Linked DNA regions of Homo sapiens: region 1 is linked to region 2. Evidence: chromatin contacts called from ENCODE Hi-C or POLR2A ChIA-PET data. All regions are on one chromosome and are shown on one strand. The core of a region is the stretch at or near the end of the contact, and the rest is flanking DNA. Distances in the headings are between cores, read along the strand shown.

The links. Hi-C counts contacts between places; a loop is a spot of excess contacts on that map. ChIA-PET counts read pairs that join two places held with the same protein, here RNA polymerase II (POLR2A). Pooled maps may share reads with other maps.
Region 1: a loop to region 2 is called in a map with no recorded cell type, with 13 times the contacts of the local background. The contact joins two enhancer-like sites. A Hi-C loop is called at or near these places in 5 of 37 single-sample maps with no recorded cell type and 5 of 50 pooled maps. POLR2A ChIA-PET finds 5 or more read pairs at or near these places in 4 of 52 experiments (BJ, HEK293, PC-9 and 1 more).

The regions. Positions count from the first base shown.
Region 1 is chr7:43,832,861-43,840,461 of GRCh38, reverse strand. No RefSeq gene overlaps it. Among named protein-coding and RNA genes, the nearest start is that of MRPS24, 33 kb to the left of the region's middle. RefSeq lists a silencer at 1,291-1,370 and enhancers at 5,277-5,646, 5,558-5,852, 5,777-5,896. Within about 2 kb of position 1,466, at least 7 of the 41 ENCODE cell types and tissues checked have a DNase peak (open chromatin) inside an H3K27ac peak, as active enhancers do.
Region 2 is chr7:43,779,691-43,787,004 of GRCh38, reverse strand. All of the region lies in intron 2 of BLVRA (biliverdin reductase A), which reads right to left. Among named protein-coding and RNA genes, the nearest start is that of BLVRA, 25 kb to the right of the region's middle. RefSeq lists an enhancer at 2,497-2,646. Within about 2 kb of position 1,449, at least 6 of the 41 ENCODE cell types and tissues checked have a DNase peak (open chromatin) inside an H3K27ac peak, as active enhancers do.

The DNA of each region.
Region 1 (7,601 bases), core at 217-2,716, 53 kb before region 2:
CAGCTACTGGGGAGGCTGAGGCAAGAGAATCGCTTGAACCCAAGAGGTGGAGGTTGCAGTGAGCCCAGATTGTGCCACGGCACTCCAGCAGCCTGGGTGACAGAGTGAGGCTCCGTCTCAAAAAAAAAAAAAAAAAAAGATATAAATTGGCTATGGTTAAGATCTAATGAAAGTTCATTATAATGCAAGGAAATTTGGTTGTTTCTGTGGCATACAACATTTAAAATACTAACTGAAATTATGACTTATAACATTACATTGGGACATATCTTGGATAGGGAGGACATTGACAAATTTCCAGGGACTTGACACAATTTCTGAAACAATAACATTTTACCCATACAAATATAACCTAGAGAAGGTTAGTATCTCTTTCTCTCTCTCTCTTTTTTGAGAGAAGGTCTCTTCCACCAAGGTGGGAGTGCAGTGGCCTAATCATGGCTTACTGCAGCCTTGACCTCCTGGGCTCAGGCGATCCTCCCACTTCAGCCTCCCTAGTAGCTGGGACTATAAGTGTGTGCCATCACACCCGGCTATGGTGTGTGTGTGTGTGTGTGTGTGTGTGTGTGTGTGTGTGTGAAAGCAAGTTTATTAGAGAAGTAAAGAAACAAAAGAATGGCTACTCCACAGGCAGAGCAACCTAATTTTTGTATTTTTTGTAGAGGTGGGTTGGTTGCAGGGTGCAGGGGTGTCTAGGCTGGTCTCAAACTCCTGGGCTCAAGCGGTTCTCCCACCTCAGCCGCTCAAGGTGCTGGGATTAAGGTGTGAACCACTGTGCCTGGCTAAGTAGTTCTCATTTGACATTGCTTTCCATGTGATTTAATGTAACTTTAGAATTTTTATAGCTTGTATTATTATTTTTTTGAGACGGAATTTCGCTCTTGTTGCTCAGGCTGGAGTGCAATGGCGCGATCTCGGCTCACAGCAACCTCCACCTCCCAGGTTCAAGCGATTCTCCTGCCTCAGCCTCCCGAGTAGCTGGGATTACAGGCATGCGTCACCACGCCCGGCTAATTTTGTATTTTTAGTAGAGACGGGGGTTTCTCCATGTTGGTCAGGCTGGTCTCGAACTCCCGACCTCAGGTGATCCGCTCGCCTCAGCCTCCCAAAGTGCTGGGATTACAGGCGTGAGCCACCGCGCCCGGCCAGCTTTGTATTTTAAATTTAAGTCAATGGACTATTTTGAATGAATTTTTGTGAAACTTGTAAAGTTTGGATCTACATTTATTTCGTTCCGATTAATAATTTCTTTAACATTTTTGAGAAAGACACAGGATAGTGGGCCCCATTTTATTTTGAACGTCCGTAATCATGGCATTGAACGATCTGAATTTAATTAATTCAACCAGACAGCCAGGAGGGGGCACGCGGCCACCGCTAAACAGTGAGCGAGCGCCGAGGGCCCCGCGCTGCCCCAGATGACCAGCAGGGGGCGTGCGAGCCGCCTTGTCGGACCCCTGAGAAGCCCCCACCGCCTCCGTGCTCCTACTGCGGCCGCCAGCGCCGGGCCCGCAGTGAGGAGGAGAACCTCATTTTCCTCAACACAGATCTAAGGGGACACCGCCTCACTTTGAGACAACTTGAGGCTGCGTCAGTGGTGAGTAAAATCCTTCCTGTCACAGTCCTGACTACTGAGGAGCAGTTGGTCTTCAGAACCCCCAGTAGAGGAAGGGCTTCATGTGGAATTTTGGAAATAAAAAACCCCGGTTTCCACCACACAGGAGGTCCTTCTCAACAGCTAAGACACAGTGGCTGCTAGTATAATACCACGCAGCAGCCTTTTAATACTAACATCACATTCAGAGGCTTACCAGGGAGACTGGTTTCCTAGCTTTGGCTGAACTGGATTTGGGTCAGGCTTAGCCTCTGGAATGAAGTTTGGTGTCACCTCTGCTTTACTGACGCGGTATTGACGTGGTTGATTGATTGATTGATTGATTTTTTTTTTCTAGAGACAGAGCTCCCTATGTTGCCCAGGCTCCAAATCGTGACCTCAAGTGATCCGCCCGCCTCAGCCTTCCAAAGTGCTGGGATTACAGGCCTGAACCACCATGCCTTAGCCTTATTTTTCATTTTTTAGACAGTCTCAATCTGTCAGGCTGGAGTGCAGTGGCACGATCATAGCTCACTGCAGCCTTTAACGTCTGGGCTGAAGGATCCTCCCGTTTCATCTTCCTGAGTAGCTGGGACTACAGGCATGCACCACCAAGCCTGGCTAATTTTTAATTTTATTGTAGAGAAGATGTCTATGTTGCCCAGGCTGGTCTTCAGCTCCTGGATGCAAGCGTTCCTCACGCAAGCGAACCCAGCCCACATGGTTGTTTAAAAAAGTAATTACTGAGGTCAGGAGTTCAAGACCAGCCTGGCCAACATGGTAAAACCCCGTCTCTACTAAAAATACAAAAATTAGCCGAGTGTAGGGGCAGGTGCCTGTAATCCCAGCTACTCCGGAGGCTGAGGCAGGAGAATCGCTTAAACCCAGGAGGCGGAAGTTGCAGTGAGCTGAGATTGAGCCACTGCACTCCAGCCTGGGCGACAGAACAAGACTCCGTCTCAAAAAAAAAAAAAGTAATTACTTTTTGAGGCTGGGCGTGGTGGCTCACGCCTGTAATCCCAGCACTTTGAGAGGCCCAGGCAGGAGGATCACTTGAACCCAGGAGTTCGAGATCAGCCTAGCCAACATGGTGAAACCCCGTCTCTACCAAAAAATACAAAAATAGCAGGGCATGGTGATGTGTACCTATAATCCCAGCTACTCGGGAGGCGGAGGCAAGAGAATCTCATGAACTTGAGAGGTGGAGGTTGCAGTGAAATTGCACCTTTGCATTGCAGCCTGGGCGACAGAGGGAGACTGTCTTAAATAAATAAATAAATAAAAGTAATTACTTTTTGATAATTTCATTCTTATGGAAAACTTGCAATAGCAATACAAATCCCTGTCCTTTCTATCAAAGTCTCCAGTGGTTATTGCTGTACCAGATTTGTAATTTCACACAAAATACTTGTTTTTTTACCCAAAGCAGGGACACTCTCCCAGGTAACAATCACTCTCCCCTTTATCAGGAAATCGACAAGAATTACAAAAATGACCTGGGCGTGGTGGCACACGCCTGTGATCCCAGCTACTCAGGAGGCTGAGGCAGGAGAATCACTGGAACCTGGGAGGTGGAGGTTGCAGTGAGCAGAGATGGACCCAGTGCACTTTAGCCTGGGGGACAGAGTGAGACTCAGTCTCAGAAAAAAAAAAAAAGAAAGAAAGAAAAAGAAAAGAAAAAGAAATTAACACAGTGTCCACATGGCAATCCAGTCCTCAGACCTACTTTGCTTCACCACCTGCTCCAGTGTGGGTGGGAAAAAGATTATCTGCATTTAAAAATTTTTTTCTAACTCCTTGAGTGGCAGATAAAGCAATTTTTATGCCAGACACTGATACTTACATTATGGCTCTGAGCTCAAGATTTTAACCTGTCTGATCTGAGAGCCTAACTTTTCTAAACATTTATGTAATTCTTCTAGACTATTAGTCTTTCAATTACCTGTTTTGTCACCATACACAGTTGTTAGGCAGGCAAACCTAAATTTACATTTCCGAAAGGGACAGTTCAGGTGTCTAGGTTGTTTATCATGGAGCTGTTATTTGTAAAGTCATTAATTTGAAATGGCTTTAAGTCTTTTTTTAAAAAATCTTGGCTCAAATGTCATAAGCAGTGATTTTTATCTCAACACCAGCAGAAAAGTCAGCAGATTGAAAGTAGGCAGGAAAAAAATAAAATAGAGAGATAGAGAACTTCGAAGATTTTGCTTGTTAACCGCATAGTTGGTTGTAGTTTTCTTAGTGACCATCTGAGCTCTGAACTTTCCTTGATAGAATTTGCCCATCTGTTTCAAAATGTGCATGAGAATGAGCCATAATATAGTCAGCTGGAATCCTCAAAGGAAGGTTGTTTTGGCATGGCTTTAGAGTTTAGGATCTCATTCCATTTCTTTTTCTTTATTTTTATTTTTTTGTTTTTGTTTTTTTGAGACACAGTCTCACTCTGTTGCCCAGGCTGGAGTGCAGTGGTTTGACCTTGGCTCACTGCAACATCTTCTGGCTGGATTCAGGCTATTCTCCTTTCTCAGCCTCCTGAGTAGCTGGGAGTACAGGCGCCTGCCACCACGCCTGGCTAATTTTTGTATCTTTAGCAGAGATGGGATTTCACCATGTTGGCCAGGCTGGTCTTGAACTCCTGACCTCAAATGATCTGCCTACCTCAGCCTCCCAAAGTGCTGGGATTGCAGGCATGAGCCACTGTGCCCGGCTTCATTCCATTTCTTATTAATCTCTTGAGAGCAAAGAAATTCCCATAAATCTTTTCAGGGAATGTCAGGAGTTTGGACCAATATTTTACATCAATTTCAGTATGGTAACCACGTTCCTTCACCAAAGTAATACTTTTCACAACACACTGCATAAGTAACATTTGTGGAAACGTCTTTTTAAAATAGTATATAAATAACATTTCAGAAGCCTGTTTAACATGACTACAAACACTTCACTACATTCATTACTTCCTTACATGGAAGTTACACGGTTCACAACAAACTTTGTAAGTAGCATTTAAAAATTTTCTTCTACTTCTTTCCTATCTGGATGTCTGTCATGCTTTTTCTTGCTTGATTGTTGTGGCTAGGACTTCCAGTACTATATTGAATAGACATGGTGAGAGTTGGCATCTTTGTCTTGTTCCTGATCTTAGAGGAAAAAATATTTTCACAGTTAAATATGTTAGCTGTGGGCTTGTCAGAGATAGTCTTTGTCGTGCTGAGAAACATTACTCTTTTTTCAACATTCCTCTTTTGTTTTGGAGACAGGGTCTTGCTCTGTCACCCAGGCTGGAGTGCAGTGGTGCGATCTTGGCTCACTGCAACTTCTGCCTCCTCAGTTCAAGTGATTCTCCTGCCTCAGCCTCCCAAGTAGCTGGGATTACAAGTGTGTGCCACTGCACCCGGCTAATTTTTGTATTTTTAGTAGAAATGGGGTTTCACCATGTTGGCCGTGTTTTACCATGTTGGCCATCTTGAACTCCTGACCTCAGGTGACCCGCCCACCTGGGCCTCCCAAACTGCTGGGATTACAGGCATGAGCCACTGTGCCCGGCCTCAAAAGATTTTTAAATTTCTTCTTTGAGGCTGGGCACAGTGGCACACACCGGTAATCCCAGCACTTTGGGAGGCCAAGGCAGGCAGATTGCTTAAGCCCAGAAGTTTGAGACCAGCCTGGGCAACATGGTGAAACCCCTTCTCTACAAAAAATACAAAAAGCCAGATGTGGTGGTATGAGCCTGTAGTCCCAAGCTACTGGGGAGGCTGAGGTGGGGGGATCACTTGGACCCAGGAGGTTGAGGTTGTGGTGAGCTATTGAGCGACTAAGTGGCTAAGTTGGCTGGACTTCCTGGGTCAATAGGGACTTCCCTAAGGGGACTTTTCCCTAAGCCAAAATGAGTCATAGCTGCAAGCTAAGGGATTGAAACTTCAACCAATCAAAGGGGACTTTCTCCTAAGCCAAAATGAGTCATAGCTGCAAGCTAAGGGATTGAAACTTCAACCAATCATATAGGGAGTTTAAGCTCTAGCTGCAGCGTGATGTTTTTAACCAATCAGGCCCACCAACCCACAAGCGGATAGAAAATAAGCTAATCCTATAGGACAGGAAAAGGAAAAGGAAAAGGGAAGGAGTCATAAGGGCATATAAGCATAAGACACTCAAGCCAGGGCAACCCTTCCAGGTCCCCTTCCACCACGTGGAAGCTTTACTTTCACTTTTGCTTTACATTCACTTTCGCTTTAATAAATCTTGCTGCCACACACTCTTTGGGTCCACACGTTTCTCTAATTGAGCTGTAACACTTGCCACTGTGGTCCACAGCTTCATTCCTTGAAGCCCATGAGACCACAAACTCTTCGATCAAGAAAAACCTTTGATCGGAAGAAGACTTCTCATCTCACTATCATGTCACTGCACTCCAGTATGAGTGACGGAGTGAGACCCCATCTCAAAAAAAAAAATAATTCTTTGACCCATTGGTTGTATAGGAGCATGTTGTTTAAATTCTACATATTTGTGAATTTTCTGAAATTACTCCTATTATTGATTTCTAGTTTTATACCATTGTGATCAGAAAAGATACTTGTTATGATTTCAGTTTTCTTAATTTGTTATGACTTATTTTGTGACCTGATATATACTCTATCTTGGAGAATGTTCCATGTGCACTTGAGAAGATTGTGTATTCTGAATGACATGGTTTGCAGCTGTCCATAAGATCTGAAACATTATTTAAACATGTGTCTTCAGACGCTTCACTACATACATTACTTCCATTCACTAAAATAACACTGTTCATAACATATTGTAGCTCTGTCACCCAGGCCGGAGTGTAGTGGTATGATCACAGCTCACTGCAGCCTAGAACTGCTGGACTCAAGTGATCCTTCCACTTCAGCCTCCCAGAGTTCTGGAACTATGCCACCACACTCTGCTAATTTTAAATTTTTTGTAGAGAGTATCGTTATGTTGCCTAGGCTGGTCTTGAACTCCTGGACTCAAGCAATTCTCCTGCCTCGGCCTCCCAAAGTGCTGGGATTACAGGCATGAGCCACCATGCTTGACCACTAAGTAGCTTTCAAAGAAGCATCTTTCAAACAAGTATGTTTGTCATTTATTATATGCATGAGTGTGGCAAACCACTTTCATCCACTGAGTTAACACTGTTAACAACATAGTGTGTAAGTTACATTCTTTAGAAACATCATTTTTAATTAATTAGTTAATTAATTAATTTTGTAGAGTCTCATTATGTTGTCCAGGCTGGTCTGGAACAAAAATTAGCATAGTGGCATGCACCTGTAATCCCAGCTACACGGGAGGCTGAGGCAGGAGAATTGCTTGAACCCAGGAGATGGAGGTTGCAGTGAGCCAAGATCGTGCCATTGCACTCCAGCCTGGGCGATAGAGTGAGACTCTGTCTGAAAAAAAAAAAAAGTTGATTCAGGTCACAGTTAATGCAAATGTTTCAAAACTGGGTTTCTGATATTTGTAAATGTCTTTGTTTATTACATAAGAGTGTATTACCATTAAAGTTGGTATTGTATTGCTTTCAAAATGAGAAGGTAGGCTGGGCACAATGCCTCACACCTGTGATCCCAGCACTTTGGTAAACCAAGACAGGAGGATCACTTGAACCCAGGAGTTAAAGACCAGCCTGGGCAACATAATGAGACCCTGTCTCTACCAAAAAAAAAAAAAATGGTGTGGTGGCATATGCCTGTAGTCTCAGCTACTCAGGAGGCTGAGATGGGAGGACTGCTCGTGCCTGGATGGTTGAGGCCGCAGTGAGCCACACGCCACTACCCTCCAGCCTGGGCAAAAGAAGTGAGACTGTCTCAACTGTCTCAGAAAAAAAAAAGAAAAAAAAGAAATATGGTCTGTAAAACTCTTAGCACCTTGCCTGGAACATAAAGCTTGCTTAATAAATGGTAGTTAATATAATTTCTAGAAGTCAGCAAAAGAGACTGTAACTGCCCAAGGGGTTCACCTTACCCACTGCCTAGACAAGAGC
Region 2 (7,314 bases), core at 200-2,699:
ATTGCAGTGACCCAAGATAGCGCCACTGCACTCCAGCCTGGGTGACAGAGTGAGACTCTATCTCAAAAAAAAAAAAATTATCTCCATGCATCCCTTAAACTCACTTCTTGGATGCCTCTGAGCATAGAAACATGAATGTCATCTCAGATTTGCCCCTTTTCTTCACCTCTGTACCCAGTTGTCACCACTTCCCACTGACTCTGCCCCTCTTCCTGTGCCCACTGCTCTTGTCTTCTCCTTCCAGGATTTCTTCCAAATGTTTGGGGATTTGCCAAATGTTTTTCTATTATTGATTTCTCATTTAATCCCACTGTGGTCAGAGAACATTCTTTAAATGATTTGAATCCTTTTAGATTTATTGAGATATTTTATGATACGGGATGTGGTCTACCTTGGTTAATGTTCTGGGCACACTTGAAAAGAATGTGTATTCTGCTATTGTTGGGTGGAGTGTTCTATAAGTCTGTTAGATCAAGTTGGTTGATTGTGTTGTTCAGGTCTTCGTATCCTTCCTGATTTTCTGTCTCCTTGCTCTAGCAATTATTGAGGGTAGAGAAATCTCTGAATATAATTGTATATAACTGTGTATTTCTCCTTTCAGTTCTATCAGTTTTGACCCACATATTTCAAAACTCTGTTATTAGATACATACAAGTTTAGGATGGTTATGTCCTTTTTTTTAATTGACCCCTTTATCTTTCTAAAATGACCATTTTTATTCCTGGTAATATTTTTTGCCCTATAATTTATTTTGTCTGATATTAACAATCCATTCCCAATTTCTGTTGATCAGTGTTGCATAATACATTTTTTCCCCAACCTTTCACATTTAATCTATATGTGTTTTCATAGCTATAGTTAGTTTCTTATAGGCAGCATATAGTTAGGTCTTGCTTTTTTTTACTCAGTCTAACAATCTCTGCCTTTTAGTTGAAACGTTTAGACAATTTACATTGTGATTATTGATATGGTTGGGTTTCCATTCAAATTCTATAGAAATCCTGCTATTTGTTCAATCTGTTCTTTTTCCCCTCTTTTCCTGCCTTATTTTGGATTAATTAGAATATTTATTATGATTCCATTTTATCCCATTTGTTGGCTATTAGCTATAACTCTTTTTCAGAAGTTAAGGATTTTATATTATATATTTTACTTACCACAGTCTACTTTAAAGTAATATTATGCACTATTCCACATATACTATAAAGAACCTGACAACAGTACACTTCCATTTCTTTTCTCCTAGACCTTGTACTGTTGTTATACAATTCAATATTGAAGCGAGAGATTCTCCAGAACTTGCCCAGAAGCCAAGACGTCTGGAAAGGATCTCAGCCTCTGTCAGCCTGCAGCTTGGGAAGAGTGATTCACAGAGCCTGACTGTCCACTGCTGCTAAACCATACACTGGCCTTGGCTCACACATCTGACTGAACTGTCTCCTATGACTAACTGCCTCTCTTTCTTCAGCCTTGCAAGTTTCCTGGGAGTCCTGGGAGTGGACTTCACATATAAAAGGGGACTCTGGGAGACCTAGTTCCTGGCTTCTCTTCTGGAAGTCAGGGAAGAGTATAGGAAGGAGTGGCCACAGTGCCCAACTGACAATTGACAATTTCACCAAGTAAGTCCTTTTTGGGTTACTAGTCTTGTTTTCTTTTCTTTTTTTTTTTTTTTGGTAATTTCTAATTACCAAAAAGCAGTAAGACAGCCTCTGGAGAAATCTGTACAGCCAAAACACATATTAATGATCAAATATTAATATTTGTTTCCCTTTCAATCAAGAAAAGAAGACTAGCAATCCCCTTATTAGGTTAAATATTTATGGCATTCTTAAGGTTACCGTATTACTACATTCCAGATAATAACCAGGATATGCTTCTACCAGCTTAAAAAAAAGGCACAAGGTTAAGAAACAGCTCCATTATCTATAAATAAGCCAAACTGCTTTTTAAGATTTCATTAGTTAATGATACACACAAACTTGCATACAAAACCTGGCTTGCACAGTGTGTCAGGCTAAATTATAAACTGCTTTAGGATTTGGTTTCGATATTACTGCCTTGCAAAACTGACACACAGGGACAAGATATGGGTGAAAGGCCCAGTGCAGTAGCTCATGTCTGTAAACCCAGCACTCTGGGAGGCTGAGGTGGGCGGATCACTTGAGGTCAGGAGTTTCCAGACTTGCCCGACCAACATAGTGAAACCCTGCCTCTACTAAAAATACAAAAAATTAGCCAGGTATGGTGGTGGCGGGTGCCTGTAACCCCAGCTACTTGGTAGCCTGAGGCAGGAGAATCGCTTGAACCGGGGAGGCAGGGGTTGCGGTGAGCCAAGATTGCACCACTGCACTTCAGCCTGGGCGACAGAGCAACACTCCATCTCAAAAAAAAAAAAAAAAAAAAAAAGATATGAGTGAAGACACTGGTATCTTAATAGTCAAGCTGCTCTTAGGGGAAGAACTTTATTTTTGAGAAAAATTACTTGTTAGGCCTTTTAACGTGAGCCTCTTCATTTTACATGAGGGATCTTGAAGGTGCGTTCTGAAGGGAAACTGCAAATCAGAGATGGCTAGACCACTCTGTAGTAGCAGCTAAAACTTTGGGGCTAGGAACCAGTAGGAGGCAGAGGAAAGGGGAAAGTGCACGCAGGTTAGCAAAAGGCTAAAATCTGCAGAGAAGGAAGCCAGTGAGAAACGCCCAGTGGAGGAGGGAGCAATGGACTTCCAGAAACCAGGACATCCACAGTTCCATTTTCAGTTGTCTGCTGTGCTCTGCTATCCTGAACCTTTGGGAAAATGCCACTACAAATAGCCCTATAGAGGTGGTATTTAAGGAACAAAGAACAGGAGCAGTTTTGAGACAGCAGAAAAGGACACATAAGCACAGCAAAGTGACTAAAAAACTCACTTAGGTCCAAATCACAGTCACAGAGTGAGCTTGCGCCCCCACCCTTGGACTCAGAGAAGCTGGTGTTTGGCACTCCAGATGCAAAAATGGAGTTCATAGTTAGGAATGTGCTCTGCCAACTTAGAAAAAAAATTTTTTTTGAGATAAAGAGGGTAGAAGAAAATGTAAAATCACTGTAGAAAAACTTCAAGGTGAGGCATGAGGGCAGGTGCTGAAAAGGTGGAAGGAGAGTCCAGGCAGTTGGACAGAACAAACTAGTCGTTTTCATCCACTATTTGCAAGAATTAAAAAAAAGTTTGATAACACATTGGTTGGCCTGGGGAAACAGGTATGTTCATATGTTGCAGGAGGGAGAGAAGAACCTGCTTTATGGAGAGCAACTTGGAAATATTTATTACAAATTAAAATGCAAATGCCCTTTGTTCTGGTAAATCCAACTGTAAGATAATGTGTCCTATAGAGCTACACAAGTCAAGTGACTTAGGCTTACTGCAGCCTTGCTTATAACAAGCAAAAGATGGAAATAATCTATATGTCATTAATAACAGGCTGGCTATGAAAGTTATGATAGACTCGTGATATAGAGTATTACATGGCAATATAAAAATAAAAGAACGAGGAAGCCCTTTATATATTGAAAGGGACTGGTCTCCAAGATAGATGATCGGGTGAAAGAAGCAAACGACAGCCTAGTGTGCACTGTGTGCTACAGTCTGTGTAGTAACAGGAGGGGTGGTAGCCAAAGGAAAAAGATACTGTCTATGTTTAGAATCTCTTTGAAAGGACAGCCCAGAAACCTGTAACACTGAAACTGGCGACATGCTCTTGCTGGGAGCAAGAAAAACAGAGTGGCTGGGAAACAGGGATAGGAGGGAAGAAGGCTTCTCATAGAAAATATTTTTTTTTCTTTTTTTCCTCTTTAAAGTTTAGAATCACACAAATGTATTCACTATCTAAAATATAAACCACCACTGAAAACAGACATAAATATCAGAGGGCTGCTCTAGGAAGGTGAGAATTCTGCAGTGTATAGCGCCTTGGCTCACTCCCGCTTCCCTTCCTGGAGCTCCCTCTACAGTGCTCAGAGTCCTCTGCTGCCCCTGCCCCTGCCCTGTCCAATGACCCCAAGTGCCCCAGACTCCTCTCACCCCTCCTGGCCCTGCTGCAATTGGTTTTCACTCCCATACCTCCCTGCTTCACCGTGGGTCATCCAAGACCTTCTCATCACATTCAAGGGCTTCTTCTCAGCCACATCCTCCTGGACTTCAGACATGAGTGACCCTTACCTGGACCTTCTTCAAACTCACTCCTTCCTTTCTTCTCTTACCTCATGCTACCGAGGTTTTCTTTTCACATTTCACTTTCTTTCTTCATTTTACCCAAGATGTGCATATTTCCCAAAGCTCAGTCTTCATCCCTCTATTTTTCTCTCTCTCCCATGTCCCCAGAATATGGGGGTCCCTCATTCTCAGGGTTTCCATGACCACCTCTATGCCAAAGACCCTAGCATCCTGAGCTGTGGGCCATCCTCTCTTCCAAGCCGCATTCCCAAGGCATTTCAACCTGGCTTTCCCACCGCGCCCTGGATCTTCACGCTGTGTGCTAAACTCCAATTATCCACCCTTCCTGACAGGTTGTACTCTGAACTTCTGGGCAAAAGCCAGTAGCTCTAGGAATCCTGGCAGCCCCCAGCTTTAAATGCTTGGAGTCATTCCTGCATTCAACAAACATCCTGGGATCAAAGCCCGACTGTGGCCGATGGTCCTTCTTCTGTCTTTCTCCCTCCAGCCAGCCTCTGGGCCACAACTAGTTTTGCTTGAAAATTTCTGTCATATGATTTCCTTTCTCTACACTTTCACTGACCCTCCCAAGCTCTGGATTGCATTAGAAGATTACTTAACAGTCTCTGAATCATCCTATCATTTAGTCAACTGATAATTAGTGAAGATAAGCTATGCATGAGGCATCAAGTCAGATGCCATGGGGATGCTAAGATGAGCGAGGCACCCCGACAGCTACAGTCAAAGCAGGAGGGGAAGGTAACGAAAGAAAAGATACATAAAGCACAATGGAAATTCATAAGAGGGAGGTATGACTTCCCGAGAGAGGACTCTTGAGAAAACTGTTTGTGCAGTACAAAGGACATTTGAACTGGATGGATGGGATTAGCTGGATATAGGCAAGAACAAAGGCATTCATGGGTCAAAAACATCAGGGCTTAGATCTCTGTGATGCTCCTTAACCCCCTGTGACTTACAGCAATTGACTTATTGCTCATTTTCCTCATCTACAAAATGGGTAATAATAGCATCTTGCTCCTAGGCCTTTTGTTAGGACTAAATGGATGCACATTCTGGGCTGCTGTGTAGCAGATTAACTATATATCTTTAACATACAGAAAAATGGAGAATGAGATATAAATGATATAAAATACAATTATGTACATTAAAAGTATATCAGGCTGGGCACTGTGGCTCATGCCTGTAATCCCAGCACTTTGGGAGGTCGAGAGGCATTTGGGTCACTTGAGGTCAGGAGTTCAAGACCAGCCTGGCCAACATGGCAAAACTCAGTCTCTACTAAAATTAGCTGGGTGTGGTGGCCCACTCCTATAATCCCCGCTACATGGGAGGCTGCAGCTGAAGAATTGCTTGAAACGGGAGGCCGAGGTTGCAGTGAGCTGAGATCACACCACTGCACTCCAGCCTGGGTGACAAGGGTGAGACTGTTTCAGGAAAAAAAAAGTATATCACACAGGAGGTGATATATGTTGCCAGGGGTCAGTAGCAAGGGGAGGTTGTGACTATAAAGGGGCAACAGAAAAGAATGTTTTGGGGTGAGGTTCTGCATCCTGACATCCTGGGGTGATGGTTACACATATGTGTTTTAATGGGTAAACCTCTACACCAAAAAAAAAGAGGCAGTTTTACTGCATATAATTTTTTTTTTTTTTTTGAGGCAGAGTCTTGCTCTGTAGCCCAGGCTGGAGTGCAATGGCACAATCTTGGCTCACTGCAACCTCTGCCTCCTGGGTTCAAGTGATTCTCCTGCCTCAGCCTCCTGAGTAGCTGGGATTACAGGCATGTGCCACTACGCCTAATTTTTGTATTTTTAGTAGAGATGGGGTTTCGCCATGTTGGCCAGGCTGGTATCAAACTCCTGACCTCAGTTGATCCGCCCACCTCGGCCTCCCAAAGTTTTGGGATTACAGGCATGCGCCACGGCGCCCAGCCTACTGTATATAAATTTAGAAGGTATTTGCACAAAAACAAAATGTTTCATGAACATACACAAATAAAAAAGGAAAACCACTTAATTCATTAGAATAGTTGGCTTTGGCAGGGTGAGAATGGGGATGGAGAGAAAATGAATAAAATATAAATAAGTCTGAGAGCGGGGCCTTGCACAGCACAACAGAGGCAATGTGTCAGGAACTGGGTGTGTGGACCGTCCCTGTGCCTGAGGTCTCTTCCCCCTGCCTTCCAAAAGGGAGAGGGAATGGCCTAGAGGAGGGTGAGGAAAGCAAAGGAGAAGAAGAAAAGAATTAGGTAAGTGAGGAAGTGATGAGGAGGCAGGAAGTAGGATAAGGAAGGGACAGACTGGAAAGATATGGTGGTCCCACTTAGCGATAAGTTCCATGAGCATGAGTACCACACTTACATTTTTACCATTAGAGCCATCAAGCCAGGTCTAGAGTCTGGTACAGTATGGTGTCACATAAATATTGGTGACTACATCAAGGCAATGACAGGATTTACAGCCTTGGTCACTGGCTGCTGGCTTGTGGGAACAGAGTGAGGGGACTGGAGCGCCTGGCCCACAGATGGCCCTTCGAGGAGGAGCAGATTTGGGGCAGGTGAAAGCAGAAAGTACAGCCTGGGTTATAACGGGCTTGGGGTCCCTGTGGCAGCTGTGACTGAGATGAGTGACAGGCATGGTGGCTCATGCCTGTAAACCCAGCACTTTGGGAGGCCGAGGTGGGAGGATCACTCGAGGTCAGGGGTTCAAGCCCAGCCTGGCCAACATAGTGAAACCCCATCTCTACTAAAAACACAAAAATTACCCAGGTGTGGTGGTGCTCCTGTAATCCCAGCTACTTGGTAGGCTGAGGTGGGAGAATCGCATGAACCCGGGAGGCAGAGGTTGCAGTGAGCCAAGATCACGCCACTGTACTCCAGCTGGGTGACAGAATGAGGCTCTATCTCAAAAAAAAAGAAAAAGAAAAAAAATATAAAATATATATATGTAAGGAACAGCAGAGGAGGACCCAAGTCTAGCATGTTCTTACAAGGTTAAGAGGAAAAGCCATCAAAAAGGACAGAAGAGATCACTGATGACTGATGGAACTGCTCCTGGACCAGGGTGTATAAGCTTAATATTAATGCAAAGCTTCTATTGTTTCTTTAG